Regions from separate parts of the Homo sapiens genome. Here region 2 is linked to region 1. Evidence: chromatin contacts called from ENCODE Hi-C or POLR2A ChIA-PET data. All regions are on one chromosome and are shown on one strand. Each heading gives the region's core, a stretch centred on a gene start or an enhancer-like site at or near the end of the contact. The rest is flanking DNA. Distances are from core to core; before and after follow the strand shown.

Evidence for each region. Hi-C counts contacts between places; a loop is a spot of excess contacts on that map. ChIA-PET counts read pairs that join two places held with the same protein, here RNA polymerase II (POLR2A). Pooled maps may share reads with other maps.
Region 2: a loop to region 1 is called in a map of chondrocyte, with 3 times the contacts of the local background. The contact joins two enhancer-like sites. A Hi-C loop is called at or near these places in 3 of 168 maps with a recorded cell type or tissue (MCF 10A, PC-3 and chondrocyte) and 3 of 50 pooled maps. POLR2A ChIA-PET finds 5 or more read pairs at or near these places in 1 of 52 experiments (MCF 10A).

Annotation. Positions count from the first base shown.
Region 1 is chr10:62,243,323-62,246,780 of GRCh38, reverse strand. RTKN2 (rhotekin 2) reads left to right here. Exons shown (of 12, transcript NM_145307.4): 3 at 724-782. Among named protein-coding and RNA genes, the nearest start is that of LINC02621, 14 kb to the left of the region's middle. Within about 2 kb of position 1,745, at least 7 of the 41 ENCODE cell types and tissues checked have a DNase peak (open chromatin) inside an H3K27ac peak, as active enhancers do.
Region 2 is chr10:62,581,595-62,585,136 of GRCh38, reverse strand. No RefSeq gene overlaps it. Among named protein-coding and RNA genes, the nearest start is that of ZNF365, 210 kb to the right of the region's middle. Within about 2 kb of position 2,181, at least 13 of the 41 ENCODE cell types and tissues checked have a DNase peak (open chromatin) inside an H3K27ac peak, as active enhancers do.

The DNA.
Region 1 (3,458 bases), core at 496-2,995:
AAAGATTGGATTGTTTCTATCTTCTTAAAGTTTTCATGGTAATAAAATATTCCAACTTCAGATTTGGAAGTGTCTTATATCCCCAGAATTTCCTTTGAATCGTAATATTTTTCTCTCTAAATTTTATTCTGTCTACAGAGCTACTCTGTTTCTCATCTTAGTTTGTTAATTTATTATTTTAACATACACTTAGTTCTTTGGAATCTTGGGGAAATTAAATATGATATTAAATATGATTATACAGCAGAGGGTACTTTTTTGGATATTTATCAGATTCTATAAGGATAAGATACTCCTGGACAGTAAATTGCATGATTGGGAAGTTCATTAACTTTTCCAGGCCACTGTATCTGATAAGTTAGAAATGTAATATATGAAATTGTGATCTAAGGTATTATACTTCTGGGGACATGGACAAATATTGTACATCTTGTTTACAGATATAAATGATCACAAAAGTCTTTCATTGTAAAGTAACCAGTATACAGTCATCAAGGAATATAAAGTTTATATGAAAAATCGGGAGTGGCTCCAGATATTTCTTTTAACTTGCTAACTTGACTAAACATCTTAAAGTTTGAGTCAAATAGTTTACATTAACTGGAAGTCATTATTATTCACGGATATGCATTTGCTTTTAATATTTTGACATTTGTGAAACACTGTTAAAATAATTGCTTATTAGAAAAGATCTTTTTTCCATAAGTTTTTTTGTTTTGACAGTGATGTGAAATTTGAAAGTAAAGAACGAACAGCATGTAAAGGAAAGATTGCCATATCAGGTATGCTATAAATGAATCTTTTATATTGCTGAATAAATTCTATAACGTAACTACATGGTGGATTTTGTTTTATGCCCTGTCTCCATTCTCTTCATTTTGTTTTTCATACCTCTATCAGAATATTTGTTCTAAAACACTGTTTTTAGCATTATATGCTACATTGATATAGAACTTTAGAGTTTAAGAAAACTGTTTCATATGTTACATACTCTACAGTTTTCTCCCTAGTGCAGTCTTGTAAAATAGGTAGAGTAATTGTTATTTTCTACAGACTCAGAGGCTAAGTGACTGAGCTAGGCCAAACCCAAGTCTTTTGACTCTGTTCCTTTCCTGCTCAGAAGCTATAATAATGTTTTTAATGTTTTGTCTAGGTCAGAAGTTCCATGAGGTTTTGGTACCATGTTTATTTTGGTCATCACTTTACACCCAGAAGCTAGCATGGTGCTTGGCTCATAGTAATTGCTCAGTGACTCTTGGATGGATGGCTGCTCTTCATTGCCTGTAGTGTAAAGACCAAACATTTTTCTCCAGTCTTCCATTTTGACCCAATTTTTTTTCTAGTCATATCTTCTATTACTCCTAAACATAAGCTGTCGCCTTTAGCAGACATTTCTCTCCTTGTCCTGGCAACATAACCCATGCTTCTGACACCCAATTAGCTTGTGAAATAACTACATTCTCTTAAATATCTGTTTGTTTATCTATATATAATATAATCTCTGTTACCGTTCCAACTAGAAAGGATGTTTCCTTTCTCTCAATTCCTAATGCAGTTAGGAGACCCTTCACCACTAGATGGCACTTATGCTGTGCAGTCTCAGTTTCTCCAAAGTGTTCAGGAAGCTAAAGACAATGGCTTGGAGATGCCACAGATTGAAATGAATACATGGCTGACTCGTGTGTACACTAGTCAGATAATGCACTTTTACAAATATTTTCTTATCAGTACATTTTTGAAACAATAGTATATACCTCCATTGGTCCTTAAGTAATCACTAGGTTATTGGCTAAAAGTCTTGTACTAGAGAGCCTGCTGCTACATTTGAGGTACTGTCACCTAAGGAACTGTTTCTAGTAATATTTTTCTGGATAAACAAAATTATCACACAGGACGGTAGACCTACATTTTACAAAGTACGTAAATGGCCAAAATCTGAAGAATTGCATTCAGCTAAGCAAAATATTCTTCAGAAAATAACTGGAATATGTAAAAATTTGTTGCTTGTTTTATAGTTATTTATATTTGTTTTTATCTTTATAATACAAAACAAAACATGTTTTATCCTTGTATTCTTTTGCTATCAAACATGTATTTTTATGTGGTATTGTTCATTATGTGCAATAAATTTTTTGTGAATAAATTACTATAGATCTTTGAGATTTTATAAAAACTAAACATATCCTTCATTTCTTGCTTCTAATATAGTGTCACTCAGTATATAAATGACATATGTTAAGTTGCTGTTAAACACTCAAATGCCATGATAGTCAACATCTATTGTCATTTCATAACAGTTTATTGATTGTAGCAATTCATAATATTAGAAATAACTGTACATTTAGAAGGAGGCTCAAGTAAAAGTATTTAAAATAAAATAAAAAACTATTTCCTGCCCACAATTACTCAAGTGTAAAAATTGAACTTATTTCTGCATGTGTTTCTTCTTTCCAAAAGATAATTTTAAATTAAGGAACGGAAACTCTGAGAAAATCGGATACTTACGTAATGTCTTTTCATCTTTGCCTAGACTTAATTATATCTTGTATGTGTTTGTAAAAACAAAATAAAAAATGAATTCACCTTTATAAATCCATTTTTTCTTGATATTGGGATGAAAATGTGACCTTTGTTTTGGTAAAGATGAATATTTGCAACAAAGTGTCATAATGTTTTGAGATTACATTGATAGCCAGAAAATACCTGGGTTTTCTGTTTCCAGCTACATCACTCCCTGGCCAGGTCTTTATGAAACTAAATCACAAATTTATTATTTCTGCTGAACATCAAATATTTACCATATGTAAATGTAGTATTTACCGTAATTATATTGTGGTAATTAGCTTAGTCACCGACTACTAATTTAATGAATAAACCAAATCAGTTCACCAAGTACCTTAGTTTTCACTTTTGAAAATGATAGACAGACTTCTGGGACTTGATAGCATCAAGTCAGCTGTCTTATTATGACTCTCCCAGTTTACCATTAAAATGGCAATGAAGACATAAAACAAGACAAAAGTTAGAGTACTGTAAACTGAAACTGAGCCATTTGCAAGAATCTGGAAGGAAGTTCTATCATTGGAAGCTGAATTCAGAAATAGAGTTGATGGGTTACAAATCCATTGCTATCTGAAGAGCACAAGACTACCTGGAAAATCGGTATCCAGCTTCTCCTCTTGTGGAGCTGATATCTACCCTCCTCTCTTCGGCATGGGATAGAAGAAGGCTGACCCACAGGTTGTGGGTGTACAGCAAAGGAAGTCAGGATCCATGTCCCTCCCATGATAGTGTAAATAGTTAATGCTCTGTTAATCCTAACAGAGCAAGAACAGCTGTGAATAAGTACAGTTGTGAAATGAAATGAGTCAGCAGCTGTGGTCAAGCAAGAAGAAGTGGACTTTTTGGCAGGATATCAGCCAAGTCATAATTACAAAACAATAAAGCATTCTCATAAA
Region 2 (3,542 bases), core at 932-3,431, 340 kb before region 1:
TTTAGAAGAATAACTTCAATATGCTGGGATTGGAATAAGATTCAAAGAGAAAGTTCAAGTGAAAGAAGAAAGGTAATTGCTAAATTGCATTTAAAAAAAGGAAGTCTTGTTAACTGAGCTTCTGTCCAGCTCCAAGATAGATTGGTCATGATGAAGTCAATGCCTAATGGCTACTGATGGTGCACTGGCTAGTTCCCGAGTCAGGTGATGATTCAGAAAATTAACCCCTGTGTCTTGGGGAAGTCTGTGTCCAGACTAAATGTTTAATACCACTTGAAAAGAGTTTCAAGACTTAAGCTTTAAAAAAACAAACTTTGCTGTCAGTGCGAATTATCAATGACAAATACTTTGCTTTACAACCACTTGCTTTGGTTCCTAATTTGAAGGATGCCAGTCTTAGGATGGTCTATTTGTTTTCTTTGCTGGGAGACAAACATATTTTCGAAAACAAATTCCAGTCTGAATAGGAAGGGACTATTTATTTGGCAAAGCAGTGTGTGTTCCCACATGGGAAATTATATATAGAGAGAGAAGCACCAGACTGTGCAGGGAAAAAAAGTTTTAGATTCTCTAAGGCTGTGACCTGGGTGAAAGAACAGGGTTTTCCCCACATACTTGGTTTGAAGGCCATGGAAAGTTTGCATTCCATGGGTTCTGAGCACTGGGCAGGCCCCAGAGTGCTTTCATAGCCCTCTGTGGTCTGTGGTCTGTGGTCTATCATGATTCTACCTCACCAGTCCACTATCTCTCATTCCCCAAATGCACAGTCTCCATTCCAATCAACTGTTTATCCTACTAATGTAACAAACTTTTTCCTTGTCTGTGCAATTTCTCACGTCCATCGGGTCTGTTTCTAAGCTCTCAGACCCTGCCCCCTTCAAGCCCAATCTGGTTGCCCCTCCCCAGAAAAACCATCTCTGGCTTCATCACTGGTTCCATGAGTTTCCTTTTCTTTGAGCTGCTCCTCCTTCCCTTCTCTTTGAATCCACCTGAAACTTGAAGACAATCTTCCCTTGTAATCTACAGTATTTTCCCCAGTGCTTCCTCTTTTTCCTGATGAGGATGACTCAAAGAATAATGAATGTTACAATTCTTGACTCAAGAACTGTATTAGTACAGAGAAGTAGTAATAATAATTTGAAGGCTACTTACAATCCCTAACTTTCCAAAGCATGGTTGATTTGAAGTCAGCTTCTTTGTTGGGGACCCCAGGCCGCATTAGGCCTTGCTAATATCTGTGGTCATCCCAGCACATGGAATAAGTTAGTTCAGCTCATATGGGTAAATTTTTCATTCCCAGGGAGTAATTTTGTTAGTGCCAACTTTAAAAAATAATACTACATTGTCTTTGGAGAAGACTTTTTTCCCAAGTAATACAAGTCCCTTTTTTGCCAGCTCATTCAGTCTCATAAAAGCTTTCTGAGGTAAGACTCACTCCCTCTTTTTTTAAGTCAAGAAAAAGTTTGCACAAAGAGAAAGCTGGAGAGAGAAGACCTTTTAGGTCTACATGTAGCAAGGATAACCAGGGAAGTCTCACTTTCACAACAAGGCCACCATGCACAGTTGGGTGGATTGCACACCGTATAACATCAGAGTTCATGGGAATGGTGCTTCCTGAGCAGTGCACAACCTCTTTAGACAGATGTAGTGGCCCCATGGCCCCATCTAGACAGCCTAGTCTGAAGTGAAGTGGAAACCAGTGCTGGGTACTAAGCAAGAGACTAAAGGGTGCTGCCTTTTACTCCTCTTCTTGGACATCCAATCTAGATGGCTCTCACTCTCTTTGTATTCTTATTTAGGTCACAGGAAGGGGAGAGTTTATCAGGCCTATCTCATCACTGTCTTCTTAATGAGGCTGTCATTTCTACAGAAGCACCAAGCCAAAATTGTTTAAAGGGTTGAGCTTTCAGACACATATGGTTACTCTGCAGCAGCATGTGTCAGAAACAGAGAGGCCACATTCCTAAAAGAGTGGGGCCAAGATATATGCATTATGGACTTAACTCCTGACACATTTGGCACAAGTTGAAAAATAAAAGAAAAAAAAACCACCCACTGTCTCAAGAGGCCTTGGGCAGGAACATACAAGGCAAAACGTTTTAGTTGTAGACAAGAAAATGCTGGAGAGTCAGCAGGGGATGAGCTGGTCAGGAAATATCCACTTCCTGTGGACACTCCCAAGTTCTCCCGCGCTGGCCAACCCCCGTTGCAGATGATCCAGCCAACAAAACACTCCACCAAAGTAGCACTGTTGGCTCAGCCAACTCGAGTCAGCTGCGCCGATGACCCCACATGCCCAAGTGGAACCTTCTGGGTTCCTTCCTGAGGGATGTTCAAATAAACCAACAAGAAAGATTTGGATAGGAAATGTGGAGTTCTGGAGGCTAGGGTGGGCAGATGTGTAAGGCTGAGGCTAAAGATGAATTTCCTGACCCTCTCAGGCACACAAACAAGGAATTCAAGTTGACTTTACTCTGAAGAAATGGCTTAAAAGAAATGTTTTTTAACTAACGGTGGGTATTTTTCAATATATGGTTGAAGAATACGGTGACTCATCTCCATTCAGATGAAAACCTACCCCTGAAGTTTGCTGCATTAAATGGGAATTAGTATGCTAAGTCCATAAACCACAACCACCATTTTCAGTGTAAATCAGACTTGTCTCTTAAATTAAAAAAAAAAAGCAATTGCAGCAAGGAGTCATGATGAGATGCCTTGCCTTCAGTGGAAAGGGAAGTATGTTTTCTCTGGCCAGCCTACACAAAATCAGATACTTAATATGATTACTGAGAAGATGGAAAGATTTTCAGGAAAGACTCCTATTGCTCAGCTCCTACCAGCCTGCAAAGGAGTAAGTAGGAAGTCAAAAGGACCAGCCCACTAAAAGAAGGCTGAAAACAGGATCTCTGATTCCACTGAGCAGTTCTGTGAAAGCAGAACATACGAATGGATGGGTTAGGCTGGCAAGAAGTTCCATCAACCAACTAAGCAACCTACTTATTTTTAAGCACCTACTACAGGAGCGTGCTCAAAGGTAGGGTTGCTGCTCTCAAGAAGGGGTTGCATTTTGAGCCTTTGGCAAACCAAGAAAACAAGAAATGCTACAAGCATTTCCAACAGAAATTAGTTACAGAGGTGATAGAAGAGCTGAGATGCCAAGGAAGGACAATCCAATGACCCGGAGATGAGCACCAGCAGGAGGCCCTCCATAGCTCCTAGGTTGAAAGCAGCATTTCCAGAGGCACTGAGGCTGGGGTGAGGAGGCAGAGGTGGAACCAAGGTGGGTCTGATCTGTGGAATCTGGAGCTATGGAGGAGACCCAGCTGTTGCTGGAGAATGAGTTTGAGGCAGAGAATGAGAGGGAGAAACACCCAAACTTACCCTCACTCCCCACTGCCAATGCCTCACCAGTGCCTGTTGTTGACTGCACCAGGCAGAAGCCATCTCACACAGGAACCTGGGGAAGGCAGCCTGCAGGGGTCAGCCCCACAGCAAGGCAGAGCAGAGGAAGGGCAAGGAATAGATATGAGGGCGAGTAGGCC